Linked DNA regions of Homo sapiens: regions 1, 2, 3 and 4 are each linked to region 5. A link is a contact called in ENCODE Hi-C or POLR2A ChIA-PET data. All regions are on one chromosome and are shown on one strand. Each heading gives the region's core, a stretch centred on a gene start or an enhancer-like site at or near the end of the contact. The rest is flanking DNA. Distances are from core to core; before and after follow the strand shown.

The links. A loop is a pair of places that touch in the nucleus more often than their neighbours do. ChIA-PET counts read pairs that join two places held with the same protein, here RNA polymerase II (POLR2A). Pooled maps may share reads with other maps.
Region 1: a loop to region 5 is called in a pooled map, with 5 times the contacts of the local background. The contact joins two enhancer-like sites. A Hi-C loop is called at or near these places in 2 of 37 single-sample maps with no recorded cell type and 5 of 50 pooled maps. POLR2A ChIA-PET finds 5 or more read pairs at or near these places in 1 of 52 experiments (Panc1).
Region 2: a map of CD4-positive, alpha-beta T cell shows a loop between it and region 5 (2.8-fold over the local background). The contact joins the promoter of POLR1E here to the enhancer-like site in region 5. A Hi-C loop is called at or near these places in 1 of 168 maps with a recorded cell type or tissue (CD4-positive, alpha-beta T cell), 3 of 37 single-sample maps with no recorded cell type and 8 of 50 pooled maps.
Region 3: a map of naive thymus-derived CD4-positive, alpha-beta T cell shows a loop between it and region 5 (12-fold over the local background). The contact joins the promoter of CLTA here to the enhancer-like site in region 5. A Hi-C loop is called at or near these places in 1 of 168 maps with a recorded cell type or tissue (naive thymus-derived CD4-positive, alpha-beta T cell), 2 of 37 single-sample maps with no recorded cell type and 10 of 50 pooled maps. POLR2A ChIA-PET finds 5 or more read pairs at or near these places in 1 of 52 experiments (WTC11).
Region 4: a loop to region 5 is called in a map of naive thymus-derived CD4-positive, alpha-beta T cell, with 31 times the contacts of the local background. The contact joins the promoter of TOMM5 here to the enhancer-like site in region 5. A Hi-C loop is called at or near these places in 3 of 168 maps with a recorded cell type or tissue (CD8-positive, alpha-beta T cell and naive thymus-derived CD4-positive, alpha-beta T cell), 2 of 37 single-sample maps with no recorded cell type and 10 of 50 pooled maps.

What each region holds. Positions count from the first base shown.
Region 1 is chr9:37,370,421-37,373,120 of GRCh38, forward strand. The region is part of intron 1 of LOC124902153 (a long non-coding RNA gene); the gene reads left to right. Among named protein-coding and RNA genes, the nearest start is that of LINC01627, 23 kb to the right of the region's middle. Within about 2 kb of position 1,256, at least 3 of the 41 ENCODE cell types and tissues checked have a DNase peak (open chromatin) inside an H3K27ac peak, as active enhancers do.
Region 2 is chr9:37,484,574-37,487,273 of GRCh38, forward strand. POLR1E (RNA polymerase I subunit E) reads left to right here and starts at 1,375. Exons shown (of 12, transcript NM_022490.4): 1 at 1,375-1,550; 2 at 2,130-2,233. The coding sequence starts at 1,475. RefSeq lists an enhancer at 840-1,431 and a silencer at 1,173-1,502.
Region 3 is chr9:36,189,546-36,192,245 of GRCh38, forward strand. It overlaps CLTA (clathrin light chain A), which reads left to right and starts at 1,376. Exons shown (of 5, transcript NM_001833.4): 1 at 1,376-1,728. The coding sequence starts at 1,512. RefSeq lists enhancers at 1,011-1,636, 1,352-1,571.
Region 4 is chr9:37,591,342-37,594,041 of GRCh38, forward strand. It overlaps TOMM5 (translocase of outer mitochondrial membrane 5), which reads right to left and starts at 1,256. Exons shown (of 2, transcript NM_001001790.3): 1 at 1,071-1,256. The coding sequence starts at 1,191. RefSeq lists an enhancer at 853-1,612 and a silencer at 2,571-2,700.
Region 5 is chr9:36,764,625-36,767,324 of GRCh38, forward strand. No RefSeq gene overlaps it. Among named protein-coding and RNA genes, the nearest start is that of MIR4475, 58 kb to the right of the region's middle. RefSeq lists enhancers at 1-207, 208-726, 1,247-1,406. Within about 2 kb of position 1,412, at least 5 of the 41 ENCODE cell types and tissues checked have a DNase peak (open chromatin) inside an H3K27ac peak, as active enhancers do.

The sequences.
Region 1 (2,700 bases), core at 6-2,505, 610 kb after region 5:
AAGTTAGGAGGGAGTGAAAAATGTGTTTAAATATTGAGCTTCAACAGCCTTGTTACTTCTAGGCACCTTCAGCTATTTGCAAGAATCTCTGGGCATAGCATGAGCCGGGCTGTGGCATGGGAGTGAGGGGCTGGATGGAGAAGAGGCCTCCCTCCTGGGCCAGGAAGCCGACTCCCATCCCCTCCTTTAGCACCGTGGACTGAGCACCTCTAAAATAACACCTCCCATGGAGTTACGATGCGTCAGGGAGCAAATGAACTCTGAGATGCAGGAACTAGACCTGAGGACAGGAGGAAACTGGGAAGGGAGTGGGGAGCAGCAGCAGAGCAAACAGAAAAGATGCCCGAAGGAAGCGAGTTCCTAGGCCACCAGGGGCCAAGACCCCAGCACGTGCTATAGATTATCTTGGGGTTCCCAAGAGAAAGAAACTCTCAAGATCAGAAAGTCACTGTTGTCTTGGAGGACTTTCAGAGATAATGAAGTCTAGAATGCTCTTGGTACCTATGGGGAAACTGAGGCCCAGAGAGAGCCTCGCATCCCATACTGAGTTGGGGGCAGAGCCAGGACTACTGCCCAGGCCCGACCCCAGTGTGAGACTCTTTCCACAAGGTGGGGAACCAGGGCGTGGGAGCAGGGTTTGCAGGAGACCTGAAGGAGGGGACATCTATGGTTGGGTGTTGAACTTTTTGGAGCCCTAGAGGCCAGTGAGGCAGAAACACCACAGAGGAAAGCTGGGGTTTCTCTGTGACAACAGACTCTTGTGGTGCTATGAAGAAACTGGTGTGGTTGTGATGAGGAAAGAAAGGCTGTGAAAGTGAAATTTCCAATTTGTGAGAGGAGGAAACTGCAAATGTGTTCTCCATCCCATGCAAATTATCTGTGGCCTTTTGTCCTGCACCTGCAGCGGCTCACAACATACACAACACCAGGGCTCAGACAGGGCTCAGGGTCCCGCAGAGTCTGAACTGGGTCTTCCAGCTCCAAACACAGCAGGAGCACAGGGGCAGAGAAAGTCTCCCTCCAGCTGTGGGGGTGTCCTGAGATGCCTGAGCTGCACCTGTAGGGTGTCTGCCCTCCCAAGGGCCTGCCAGGATGAGAACGGGCAAACCTGGCCAAGGTGACCCCATTAGGGACTACCCTCCTAGGGACAGCACTCAGGGCCGTTCCCAATCACCCCGGATTTCCTGTCCTGCTCGTCTCCTGCCACACCTCCTTTTGATCTACCCCCAAGACACCCCTACCTTTTTATTCTGTGAAAATTTACTCATGCTGTGGGCCCTGCTGGAAATGCCCTCCTACTGTTTCCCCAAACCCCGTCAGAAATTCCACGGGGAAACTCCCTTCCCTTCTGCTGCAGGCACCGTCACTGTGTCTCTCAGCTCTGCCCCCCAGCCTCTGAGTACCACCTTATCCTAGCCCTTAGCTACTGGCTTGTCATTGTCTCTTTACGTTCTCAGCCTCCCACAGAAGCCTGGGAGCTCCTCGAGGGCAGGTATCTGATTCATCTCTGTATCCCAAAAGCCCAGCGTTTTGCTTGGCACCCATTAGAGGCCAGGAAGGGCAAACCTCCTGTCAAATCCCGGGGGAGATGTTGCTAATCAGTCCTGAACACCGTTCCCTTGGAGACTCAGGCTTCTCAACGTGGTGGGTAGGCCCTGCCTGTCAGCCAGGACCTGCTCTCCCAAAGGGGCGCTCCAGAAATGTGTGACTCAGTTCAGCTGGAAGCTCCTGGCCCCTCAGAGGTTTGACGCCAGCCCTCTGGTGTGTGATTTCTGAGATACCAAGGCTTACTTCCTCATGACGCCCGCATGCTGCCTCAGCTTCACTCCTGAGACAGTCCAGGCAGGAAGCACAGAACTCCTCTCAGTTCTGTACTCACACTCGATATTCACACTCATACACACGCAAGTATGTACACATGCACATATGCACACTTGCACCACACATGCTGCCACATACACAATAACACATGCACACGCTTGCTCACACTTGCACACACACACAAATACACTCCCATCAAATGTTTTACGGGATTCAGGAGTTTCAGTGAAGATTTGGGGCTACGAGGACAGGTTACATGACACTGGGCATAGCTTCCCACTGTCCTTGCAGCTCCCCCTACCCACTCTCTCTGTCCTCTCCCCCTCAATTCCCTCCATTGTTCCAGCACTGCCCCACCTCGGTCCCAAATTCTCATCCCTCTGTTTTATAGAGCCATTCTACTGTCTGCTCTGGAGTTGGGAACTGTCCATACCTGTGCCTGCAGATCCCAAACAAGGGAGTGTTTCCCAAAGAGGCATTTGAATCACATGTTTCTCCGTCTTGCTTAGTATCATTATGAACAAATGAATGGCTGTAGCAGAAGAATGTCTTGTCACAGCTCTCCATTTCCCATTCTAAACTAACACAATTCTGGCCAGACATAATGGCTCATGACTATAATCCCAGCACTTTGGAAGGCTGAGGTGGGAGGATTGTTTGAACCCCGGAGTTCAAGACCAGCCTGGGCAACATAGTGAAACCCCCGTCTCAGTTTTTTTAAATAAAAGAAAAAAAGGAATAAACACAATTCAGTGACAAATCTCTTGTTTTGGGCCCTACTCAGTGCCTGGCACTGTGCCAGACACTGCAAATACAGAGACAGTAGCTCCCCCAAGAAAGCACCACAGTGCCTAATAGCAAACACACACACATAAGCAA
Region 2 (2,700 bases), core at 125-2,624, 720 kb after region 5:
TGTGAGGATTACATGGTGGTAATGTACCAGTGCTAATTTCCTGATTCTTTTCTGTTTAATTTTTTTTTTTTTTTTTGTCGCCCAGGCTAGAGTGCAGTGGCACCATCACAGCTCACTGCAGCCTCTGCCTCCTAGGCTCAAGCAATCCTCCCACCTCAGCCTCCCGAGTAGCTGGGACGACACGCGTGCGCCACCACACATGGCTAATATTATTTTTTGTAGAGACAGGGTCTTGTTATGTTGCCCAGCCTGGTCTCAAACTCCTGGAATCAAGGGATAGAACTGCCTCTCCCTCCCAAAGTGCTGGGATTGCAGGCGTGAACCACTGCGCCCGGCAATTTGCTGATTCTGATGGCTGTGTTGTTATTTAGGGAATGTCTGTAGGAAATACTATAGTCTTCAGGGTTGAAAGGGTATCAGGTTGACAACTTACTCTAAATGGTTCAGGGCAAAAACATTTCTTGCAGTGTTTCTTTACGTTTGAGATTGGGTAATTAGAAAAGCGTGACAAGTGCTCAGGCAAAGGGGCATGCAGGCTTTAGGGTTATTCCTAGGATCCTGGGTGTTGGAGGCGGGTGTTGAGGGTGTGTGGAAGGAAAAGAGTCTTGAAAGAAGGTGATTTGGAAGACAGAGGGGAGTCAACCGGAGTTCTTGCCCTTCAATAGTACGCATCTTTGGGCAAAGGGGGCCTCGGCCAGCGTCCATGCTTAAAGGCCCTGCTTTCGCCTTCTTTCTGCTCTGAAAACTCCCCGTGCAGAAGAAGGGTTGAATCCGCAGTGAAAAAGGGACATGTCCATCAGCTCGGACTCCCTCTTCTATTCCAGTCCAGAATCTCCTGCCCAAAGGCTCCGGGGTTGGCTGGGCTTCTGTTCCATCACCTCAGTGTTGATTGGGCCACAGGTGTGCACGCCACAGCCCATGGCGGGGAGCTGTTTGTCGGACTGTGGACAAAGTTTGTACCTAGAGCTGGATGTCCACGTGGGTGGGTGGGAAGCCCTAGAGAGGGGCGGCTATTCGCCAGCGGCCACATTTAGTTGGGGCTCAAGCAGTTCCTGTCAGAGAATTCTAAATTTGAACTTGGTCCTTCAGGTCTTGGGAAGATGAGTTTGTCACGGTAGGAGAGAGAGACGACACTCTCTTTAGAAGGTGCTGAGCCGGAAGAAGGCTCATAGCAAGCTTAGGCTGAAGCCTTTGGCGCCTCGGGCTCTGGACCTACAAAACCCAGAGTGCACGCGAGCGCTGAGCCAATCAGGTGCTGCGCCTCGGCCAGTCAAGCGGGTGTGTGGCACCTTGTGGGCGGAGACCACGCCTCTCTACGCGGGGGGCGGGGACACGCGGCTCGCGCGCTGTGGGCGGTGCCCGGCGGGGCCACGCCTTTTCCGGCCCGCAGCGCGGCCTGGGCTCCCGCGTGTTTAAAAGTGCGCTTGTGGCTGCTGCTGTCTTAACTCCTGTGCTTGGCGGACAGACAGGCGAGATGGCGGCGGAGGTGTTGCCGAGTGCGAGGTGGCAGTATTGTGGGGCGCCCGACGGGAGCCAGAGAGCTGTACTGGGTAAAGACTGCGGAGCTGGAGCAGTGCTCCTCTAACCCTCTCCCCTTCCGTCTCGGTACCTCAGCTGTCCTCTCGCCCTCCGTTGGGCTTCTCCCCAGCGGGGCCGGGACCCCTCTAGTCTCCACCACTCCCCTGGGCTCTGTCAGGGCTCCCCTGTCCGTCTTTCTGTCACTACCTCCCAGCCAGATTGGGACATCCCACTCACCCGCTCCCCAGAGCTGTGTCCAGGACCCTGCTGACCCCCTCACCCACCAGGTCTCCCGCCTCCCCCATTTCCCTCTCTTCACTGGGCAGGGGTTCCTTCTGTCACTTTAGGTATGTACCAGGCCTCTGCTGTCAGCCTCCTTCCGCGAGACATTCCCTCCTGTCACAGCCCCTCCCCAGGGTTCTCCCACCTCCCTACCTCCTCTTCTCAGCTGGCCCCGGATCTCCTCCAGTTCCCTTTGGGTCAGGACCCGAGCTTCCTTGCCATCCCCATTCTGACACTCCCTCCCAGTGACAGTCTAGTCCCACCGTACATTGTGTGGTACATTGTGTGGCCTTCTGCTCTCATCTCATTCTTGGGCTGCACTCTTACAGTCCAGTTCTCCAACGGGAAGCTACAGAGTCCAGGCAACATGCGCTTTACCTTGTATGAGAACAAAGATTCCACCAACCCCAGGAAGAGGAATCAACGGATCCTGGTAAGTGAAGCAGTTGCCAGCTGTCTCCACTCTGCAGGGCTCAGAAGGCCCCTGGGAGTGGGTGGATGTGGGAGGGAGTGAGGGGAGAAAAAGGGGAGTAGTAGCAAATGGAGCTTTGAAGAACTCTGATGCCCAGCAGCCTGGGATGTGGGGACAGGCTCCATCTTTCATTCATTTGTTCTTTCAACAAGCATTTATGGAACCTGCCCCTCTGCATCCCTGTGCTGCAAGCTTCTAGGAAAACAGCCAAATCAGGCCTAGCCCCACTCAGAGTTCATACTCTAGAGCAGGGTTTCTCAACCTCAGGACTATTGACTTTTTGGGCCAATAATTCTTTGCTGTGGGGGCAGCATCCCTAGTCTCTACTCATTAGATGCCAGTAGCACCAGAGTGGATTTCCCTGGATTGAGAACCTCTGCTCTAGAGAGATGAGAACTGGCTGTGAGGGACACTTTTACACAAAGCTC
Region 3 (2,700 bases), core at 126-2,625, 580 kb before region 5:
ATGTTAGGGATGAGCATAAAACAACAGACAAGGGGAAACAGAATCAATTGCAGACCCTAACATTTTAACTTTCTTAAATGTTTTTCTTCAACACTTTCCTATGGTTCATACTTTAAATGACTTTAAAATTATGCTTTAAGTAAATATATGCTTTAAATAATTTTTATTTGCTTCATTTTTCCTTCATAGCTATCCCTTTTTTTTTGTCATCAAAGATATGTGCGTTTTTTATAAAAACACTTTCTTGTCCCCTGCTGACTACCTCTGGAAGCTTCTTGTTGACCTCTGGTTTTTTGGTTTCTTTTTTTGGCTTTTCATTTCTTAGGGTGGTGGTGGTGGTAGTGAAGGAGAGGGGTCTTCTGGTGGCCCCTGCATAAGCACTCCCCCTCAACATGAGCATGATTAACTGGAACCACTGTTATTTCTGTGGTGTAGACAAAATGAGCCATGTAGCTATTAACATCTCCCTGATTTAAAAAGAAACACGGAACTTTCTTTTTCCTGCTGTCCTTAGGGAGGAAAGGTGTAAATATAAGAGACTGTAGCTAGTATCTTGGAAGTCCCCAGGAGACAGGCGTTTCCTCTTGGTCACTGACTCTCTGGGTCACTGACGCTCCTTGAACAGCAGGGCCACCGTGTCTCCCTTTGAAGCAAGTGATCCTTAAGGAATTTTCCAGGTTTAGTAACTTCTGTCTAGCTCCGAAAAGACGTAATGGCTGCAAAAGTGCTTCGTTGAAGAAGATAAGATATATTCATTTTTAAATAAAAATACTTATGGGCGAGAAAAATCGGAGTGGACTGAATCAATTACAGTAAATCTATGGGCTCTAAGGGAGCAAATAATCCAGGCTGGCTGAAAGAATTAAATATTTTAAATTTATAAAGCCAGGGACCCTCAAATCCATAAAAGGATTCAATCTTCTTCTTCTTTTTTTTTAGGATTCAATCTTCTAATAATCCCGGGAGGGGGCGCAAGAGCAGGATTCTTGTTTCTATTTTACGAATGAGGAAACTGAGGTTCAGAAAGCCTAAGTGGCATGCCTCTTCAGTAATCGGCCAATCGTCGCTGCCCTAACTTCACCTCACCTCCCAGTGCAGCACTAGAGTCCCCTCAGGGGTGGCCGTCCCTGGTCAGTCCAGCTCCAGCAGACGGGGTGGGTAGGACGCTCCCTATCAGGCAGCACTTCCGCCTCCCGGGGCCCGCGCAGCTCACCTCCCTCACCTCCCGCCCTACCCCAGTCACGAGTTGTTTTAGGGGGACCGCCCCTCCACTTGCTGATTGGGTAGCTCCTGAACCATTGTTGTCCTCTGATTGGTTGTTCCCTTTTCGGCTCTGCAACACCGCCTAGACCGACCGGATACACGGGTAGGGCTTCCGCTTTACCCGTCTCCCTCCTGGCGCTTGTCCTCCTCTCCCAGTCGGCACCACAGCGGTGGCTGCCGGGCGTGGTGTCGGTGGGTCGGTTGGTTTTTGTCTCACCGTTGGTGTCCGTGCCGTTCAGTTGCCCGCCATGGCTGAGCTGGATCCGTTCGGCGCCCCTGCCGGCGCCCCTGGCGGTCCCGCGCTGGGGAACGGAGTGGCCGGCGCCGGCGAAGAAGACCCGGCTGCGGCCTTCTTGGCGCAGCAAGAGAGCGAGATTGCGGGCATCGAGAACGACGAGGCCTTCGCCATCCTGGACGGCGGCGCCCCCGGGCCCCAGCCGCACGGCGAGCCGCCGGGGGGTCCGGGTGAGAGTGCGGGCGCGTTTGGGGCGAGAGGACTTGTCTGGAAACTCGGTCCACAGTGGGTCCGAGAGCTTCTGTGTGACTCGTGCTCCTTGCTGAATTAGGAGGTTAGGGAGCAGTGCAAACAGGAAACGAGACCCTGGCCCGGTCTTTCAGAAACCTAGGCTCGAGAAGCCTGTTCGGTTCTCAGCATGTTTGAGTGCTTCTGGGCGCGGGCGGAGCGAGAAAGCAAGTGTAGGGTGGCAGGCTCCGGAGCCGGAAGAAGCCCGTTCAATTCAGCAACTTTTCATTAAGCATTTGCTGTGCCTTTAGTCCGGTCTCTGAAGCAACCGCATTGGCGCAGTTTTTCCAGACTTATAAGCTTATAAGTCTGAGCCGAGCACAGAACTCGTTATTAGAAAAGGAGGGCGGAAAAAAATAAGAATGGAAATATCGTTTTTGAGAGATACAAACAAAAGTAGCAATGCAGTTCAGCATTTAAGCACTTAAGGTGTACAGAGTGTTGGATTACGAGGAGGAAGGAGGGAGTAGGGAACTCGAAAGATGATCTAGGTCTGGAGAAAGAACTGCCAAGCGCGGTAGGAGTTTGCTATCGTTGAGCGATTGATTTACAGCTAGGACTTCTGGAGCTCTTCCTCTGGGAACAGCTTTGGTAGGCAATATTGCCTAAGCAGAACCCAAGATTAGCCTAAACCAATCAGGGAGGGATGAAGAGGTGAATAGAGAATGTTCTCAGCCAAACTCAAGTAAAAATGGGGCAGGTAGGATGGCAGTTTGACCTTTGGATGCCTTAACCTGTGTGTGATGCTTAGGATCATGAGTGGAAAAGACCTACTTAATAATACAAAGAAGTAGGAAATTTAGCTAGAAGAAATGAAATACGGCTTTTCATTCACTTAAAAAATTCCAACTAAGGGAGAATAGGGCACTACTGGGGCATATAGGAGTAGTGTCTACCCTAAATTCAAACCTTAA
Region 4 (2,700 bases), core at 6-2,505, 830 kb after region 5:
TATACAAAGAAACAGAAATGAAGCAAAACTTTTTGGATTTCAAAGGTCAGCACTTTTGAAAGGGAAGGAACCCGGCCGCTGGTTCACGCCTGTAATCCCAGCACTTTGGGAGGCTGAGGCAGGTGGATCACCTGAGGTCAGGAGTTCGAGACCGGCCTGGCCAACATGGTTAAACACCCATCTCTACTAAAAATACAAAAATTAGCCGGGCGTGGTGGCGCGCGCCTGTAATCTCAGCTACTTGGGAGGCTGAGGTGGGAGAATGGCTTGAACTCGGGAGGCAGAGGTTGCAGTGAGCCAAGACTGCGCCACTGCACTCCAGCCTGGGCAACAGGGCGTGACTGTGTATCGAGGAAAAAAAAAAAAAAGAAAAGAAAAGAAAGGGAAGGAACCTGGTACTGAGTTAAGAGTTCTGGATTTTAGGTCAAGATCATTCACTGAATCGCTGAGTGACCTTTGGCCAGCCTTCCCAAGAAGGCTGTTTCTTCCTTCTAGAACTATGGTTCTGTTTCTCTGTTTCTCTGTCTGCAAAAACGAGGGAGTTCCTCTAGGGATAATTACTTGAGCTCTTTCAGCTCAAACATTCTTTTTTTTGAGATGGAGTCTTGCTCTGTCACTCAAGCTGGAGTGCAGTGTCGCGATCTCGGCTCACTGCAACCTCCGCCTCCTGGATTCAAGCAATCCTCCCACCTTAGCCTCCCGAGGAGCTGGGATTACAGGCGCCCGCCACCACGAACTCCTGACCCCAAATGATCCGCCCGCCTCGGCTTCACAAAGTGCTGGGTGGGATTACAGGTGTGAGCCAACGCGCCCGGCAGCTCAAACATTCTTCAAGCTGGGAGAACCAGGATGATTAAACACGCGCGCCGGCCACCACGTGCACTTCAGTGCCCGGACCCTGACCCGCAGACCTCAAACCGCGCATATGCCCGTCGCCTTCAACGCGCACCCTCCTTGCTCCCCGCTACCGTTCAGCTCAGTTCGAAGGCCCCGATGACCCCTTAGAGTTAAGGGGTGCCCGTCGGTGAGCTCCCCGCTGGTCTCACAGTCACAGCCCGGGAGACACTCACTGACTCGCAGGAGGGCCACGTAGATGAGAAAGTTCCGTATGGAGGAGATCACATCCTCGCGCATCTTCCGTTTCATCTCCTCCGGGTCCAGCTTCGGCGCGAGGCCCTCAATCCGGAACATCGCGGCTCTGACTTAGCAGCTTCCAGCCGCCGCGCTCTGCTCTCCACGGTGGCCGCCTCGCGCCCGGAACTCGGCCTATCCTCACTTCCTGTTCCCGCCCTCTCGTTGCCACACTCGACGATGGATGCCTGCACGGGACAATCCACGTCCTGACCCAGCTGATCTGAAGTGCGGTGTGAAGCGGGCGGCCGCAAGCTCAGCAACGCAGGCTCTGGTTTCTCCACGCTGTCTTTAATAACATCTGTCATACAAAAATCAGCCCGGCTCGGTGGCGCGTGCTTACAATCCCAGCTACTCGGGAGGCTGAGGCAGGAAAATCGCTTGAACCCAGGAGGGGGATGTTGCAGTTAGCCGAGATCGCGCCACTGCGCTCCAGCCTGGGCGACAGAGCGAGCGAGACTCCGTCTCAAAATAATAATAATAATAATAATAATAACAACAACAATAACATCTATCTTGAGCCTGGAGCGCTGCGCTGTAAAGTGCTTTTACGCGCTGGAGGGGGCTGTGCACATAGGTACCACTGTAAACAGTGATAACTAACATTTATTGAATATTCAATATAATTGTCCCCCGTGAATTCGATATTATAATCTTCGTTTCCTAGATTAGACAATTGAAGCACAGAGATCTTTAAAACATCTTGCCCAAATGTGCTTTAATTTTTATTTATTTTTTTATTGCTAATTGTGGTGGTTGAGACTGTTCTGGAACTCCTGGGTTCCAGGATCCAAGCGATCCTCCCGCCTCGGCCTCCCAAAGTGCTGGGATTACAGGCGTGAGCTATCGCGCCTGGCCCCCAAATGTGCTTAAAAATACCTCAGAGGGGGAAAAAAGTATTGAGAGAGATAAGTGATGTCAGCAAAATATTAAAAACTGCTGGTGACTAGTACTTCATTTTAGTTAATTATTCTAGTCTTTCTTGAGTATGTTTGAAACTTTACATAAGTTAAAACAAAGAGACAAAGATGAAACTTTTTTTTTTTTTTTTTTTTTTTTGGAGACAGAGTCTCGCTCTGCCGCCCAGGCTGGAGTGCAGTGGCGCAATTTCAGCTCACTGCAACCGCTGCTTCCCAGGTTCAAGTGATTCTCCTGCCTCAGCCTCCTGAGTAGCTGGGATTACGGTTGCGCAGCACCACGCCTGGCTAAATTTTGTATTTTTTGTAGAGACGCGGTTTCACCATGTTGGCCAGGCTGGTCTTGGAAACTCCTGATCTCAGGTGATCTGCCCACCTCGGCCCCCAAAAGTGCCGTGATTACAGGCATGAGCCACCGCACCTGGCCTTTTTACAGATTATTGAAGCACAGAGGTCTTTAAAATACTGTTAGCCAAGTAACACAATATGTATAAAGCAAGTTCAAATCTGATCAGCATTTTACAGATGAATAGAAAGAGGCTCAGAAACCAAGTCCAGCTTTGGTGTGAAGCCCTTTATCTGGAACATCGCAGCTGAAGTCTAAAGTGCACTAAAGTCTAGTCATTCTGCTGGTGATGCACGGGCAGGGTTC
Region 5 (2,700 bases), core at 162-2,661:
CTGTGGTGTGTGCTGTGGTGTGTGTGGTGTGAGTGGTGTGTGCTGTGGTGTGTGTGATGTGTGTGAGTGGTGTGTGTGCTGTGGTGTGTATGCTGTGAGTGGTGTGTGCTGTGGTGTGTGTGATGTGTGTGTGCTGTGGTGTGTGTGTGGTGTGAGTGGTGTGTGTGAGTGGTGTGTGTGTGTGGTGTGTGTGTGCTGTGGTGTGTGTGATGTGTGTGTGCGCGTGTGAGGGAAGGAATTTCGGAGGAGGAGGTGGCAGGTGGCAGGTGGCGCAGGTGGCAGGTGGCGCCGGCACTTAGCCACCAAGGGTGGAGGAGGGCCTTCAGGAGGAGGAAACTAGCGGCGAGCAGGGGGTCAGAGGAGGTAAACGCTGTGAACATACCGCCAAGTCCCCATGCTGGGGGTGCAAAACATTGTCATGAAGGATAAGATTGGGGGGCTAGCTAGGACAAGATTGTGGAGGACACTGATTATCAAGCTGGAATTATGCAATTTCTGTCGAGAGCACCTGGTCACCACCGCAGGTCTTTAAGCAGCTATGGATGGGAGGCGACCCTGGCAGCGGCGGGCGAAGATGAGTTAGAAGGGGACAGGAATGAGACAAGAGGAAGGGAGGGAAGAGACGAGGTGGGGAGGACGGGAAGGCGTGCAGGGAGTGGGCCGGTGCGAGAGGGACATGGGATGGAGTCCACAGGGGAAGAGCTGGGGACTCCAGGTTTTCTGGTCAGGAGAGACTGGAGACGCCACTGACAGAAAGAGGAGGAACAGGTGTGGGGAGAACTGATGTTTCTTCGACCAGAGCCATCTGCGGAAACATCGTCTCCTCCGTGGGGCCCAGCTTTCATTCCTCACAGCAGTGATCACTGCATGGCAAACAATCACATTCATCTATTATTTGTTTCTTGTCTTTGCTCAATCAGCATATAAGAGAGTACGAATTCCATCTGCCGTGTTCACAGCGCCATCCCCAGAACCTACAACAGTGTCGGCTTCTAGTAGGTGATCGCTAAATATTTTTTGAGTAAATAAACGAATGACTCATGTCGTGCTGGAGGGGGACTGTGGGACAAGCATCCAGGAGGACTGGAGATCTCCAGGAGGGACGTCTGAGCAAACAAGAATGTCCCACACGTGGAGGTCACTAAGCCCAGGCTGTGTCTGAGATGGTTCTAAGAGAGTAAGAGAGAATGCACAGAAAGAAACCGGATCACCTCCTATGCCCCCAGCGCCTGCACAAAGCCTGGCACACAGCAGGTGTTGCGTGTTGGTTGACTGAATTAATAGATGAACCTGCTCTTCGGCGAGGAGTGAGACTTCCTGTGCATAAGGGGCTCGAGCAGGAAGACAGCTGGCCGAGAGCGTGCGCTGGGGTCCAGAAGGTTGCCTCAGCTTCACAGGTGCCCATGGGTAACGTGTTGTGGTTCCCCGGAGACTCTGGGCGGGAGGAAGTGGGACCATAGAGAGGGGCCCACTTGGGTAGAGCGTCTACCTCCGAGAGGTGGAACTTCATTGGGCGAGTGGGTAGCCAATGAGGAAGCTCCCTGAGGAAGAGCCCGCCCCTGGAACTGGGCCGAGGCACCGCCCCCGCGGAGGAAGCCCCGCCTCTCCCCGTCCCTAACACTGAGGCCCCAGAGGCGAACTGTCGGGACTCCCGGGCTGCTTGGTGGCCTGAGAGGCCCCCGAAGGGCTCTGGGCTGCGCCTTCATCCGCTGCTTTCCTGTGTGACAACCCCAGACCTCATCCTTCAGGGGGTCTCCATTGCCTCAGGTTCCTCTTTTTTTCGAGACGGAGTTTCAGTGTTGACTCCCAGGCTGGAGTGCAGTGGCGTGATCTCGGCTCACTGCAACCTCCACCTCCCGGGTTCAAGCGACTCTCCTGCCTCAGCCTCCCGAGTAGCTGGGATTACAGGCGCCCGCCACCACGCCCAGCTAATTTTTGCATTTTTAGTAGAGACGGGTTTCACCATGTTGGCCAGGCTGGTCTCGAACTCCTGACCTCAGGTGATCCACCCGTCTGGGTCTCCCAAAGTGCTGGCATGAGCCACCGCGCCTGGCAGGTTCCTTTTCATCTAGAAAGAGGCCTTCAAGGGTTAGCTCTGGTTTAACAAAATGGATTCAGTGCTTCCTGTACCAGGCGCTGGTCTACGCTCTTTTTTGCTTTTTCTTTCCCTCCCTCCCTCCCTCCCTCCCTTCCTTCCTTCCTTCCTTCCTTCCTTCCTTCCTTCCCTCCCTCCCTCCCTCCTTCCTTCCTTCCTTTTTTCCTTCTCTTCTCTTCCCTTCTCTTCCTTTCTGTTTCTTTCCCATAATGCATTTATTTTGTCATACTTTTAGTGACACGGGAGCTTTCAGAATGCAGACTTGAAGATACACGGTGATCTATGTGAATGGTCTGGGCTCTGAGGAAACACCTTCAGACCCTCTCCTCATGGGCCTCACCATCTATGGGTGGAAACACAGTAAACAAACCCGCAGTCTCTTCTATAATTACACATTGAATAAGTGTGTCAAGAAACAAAATAATGGGGCATAATTCAGGTAGCAATACTGGGAAAGTGACATTTGAGCTGAACTAGAGAGCAGGGCACTATTGGCAGTTGGAGAAGTCTCCACGCTGAGGGAACAACATGAGAGAAGTCCCCAAAGCTGAGATGAGTGTGCTGCATGTAGGGCGAAGCAGCCAGGCTAGACGGGGAGGTCCGAG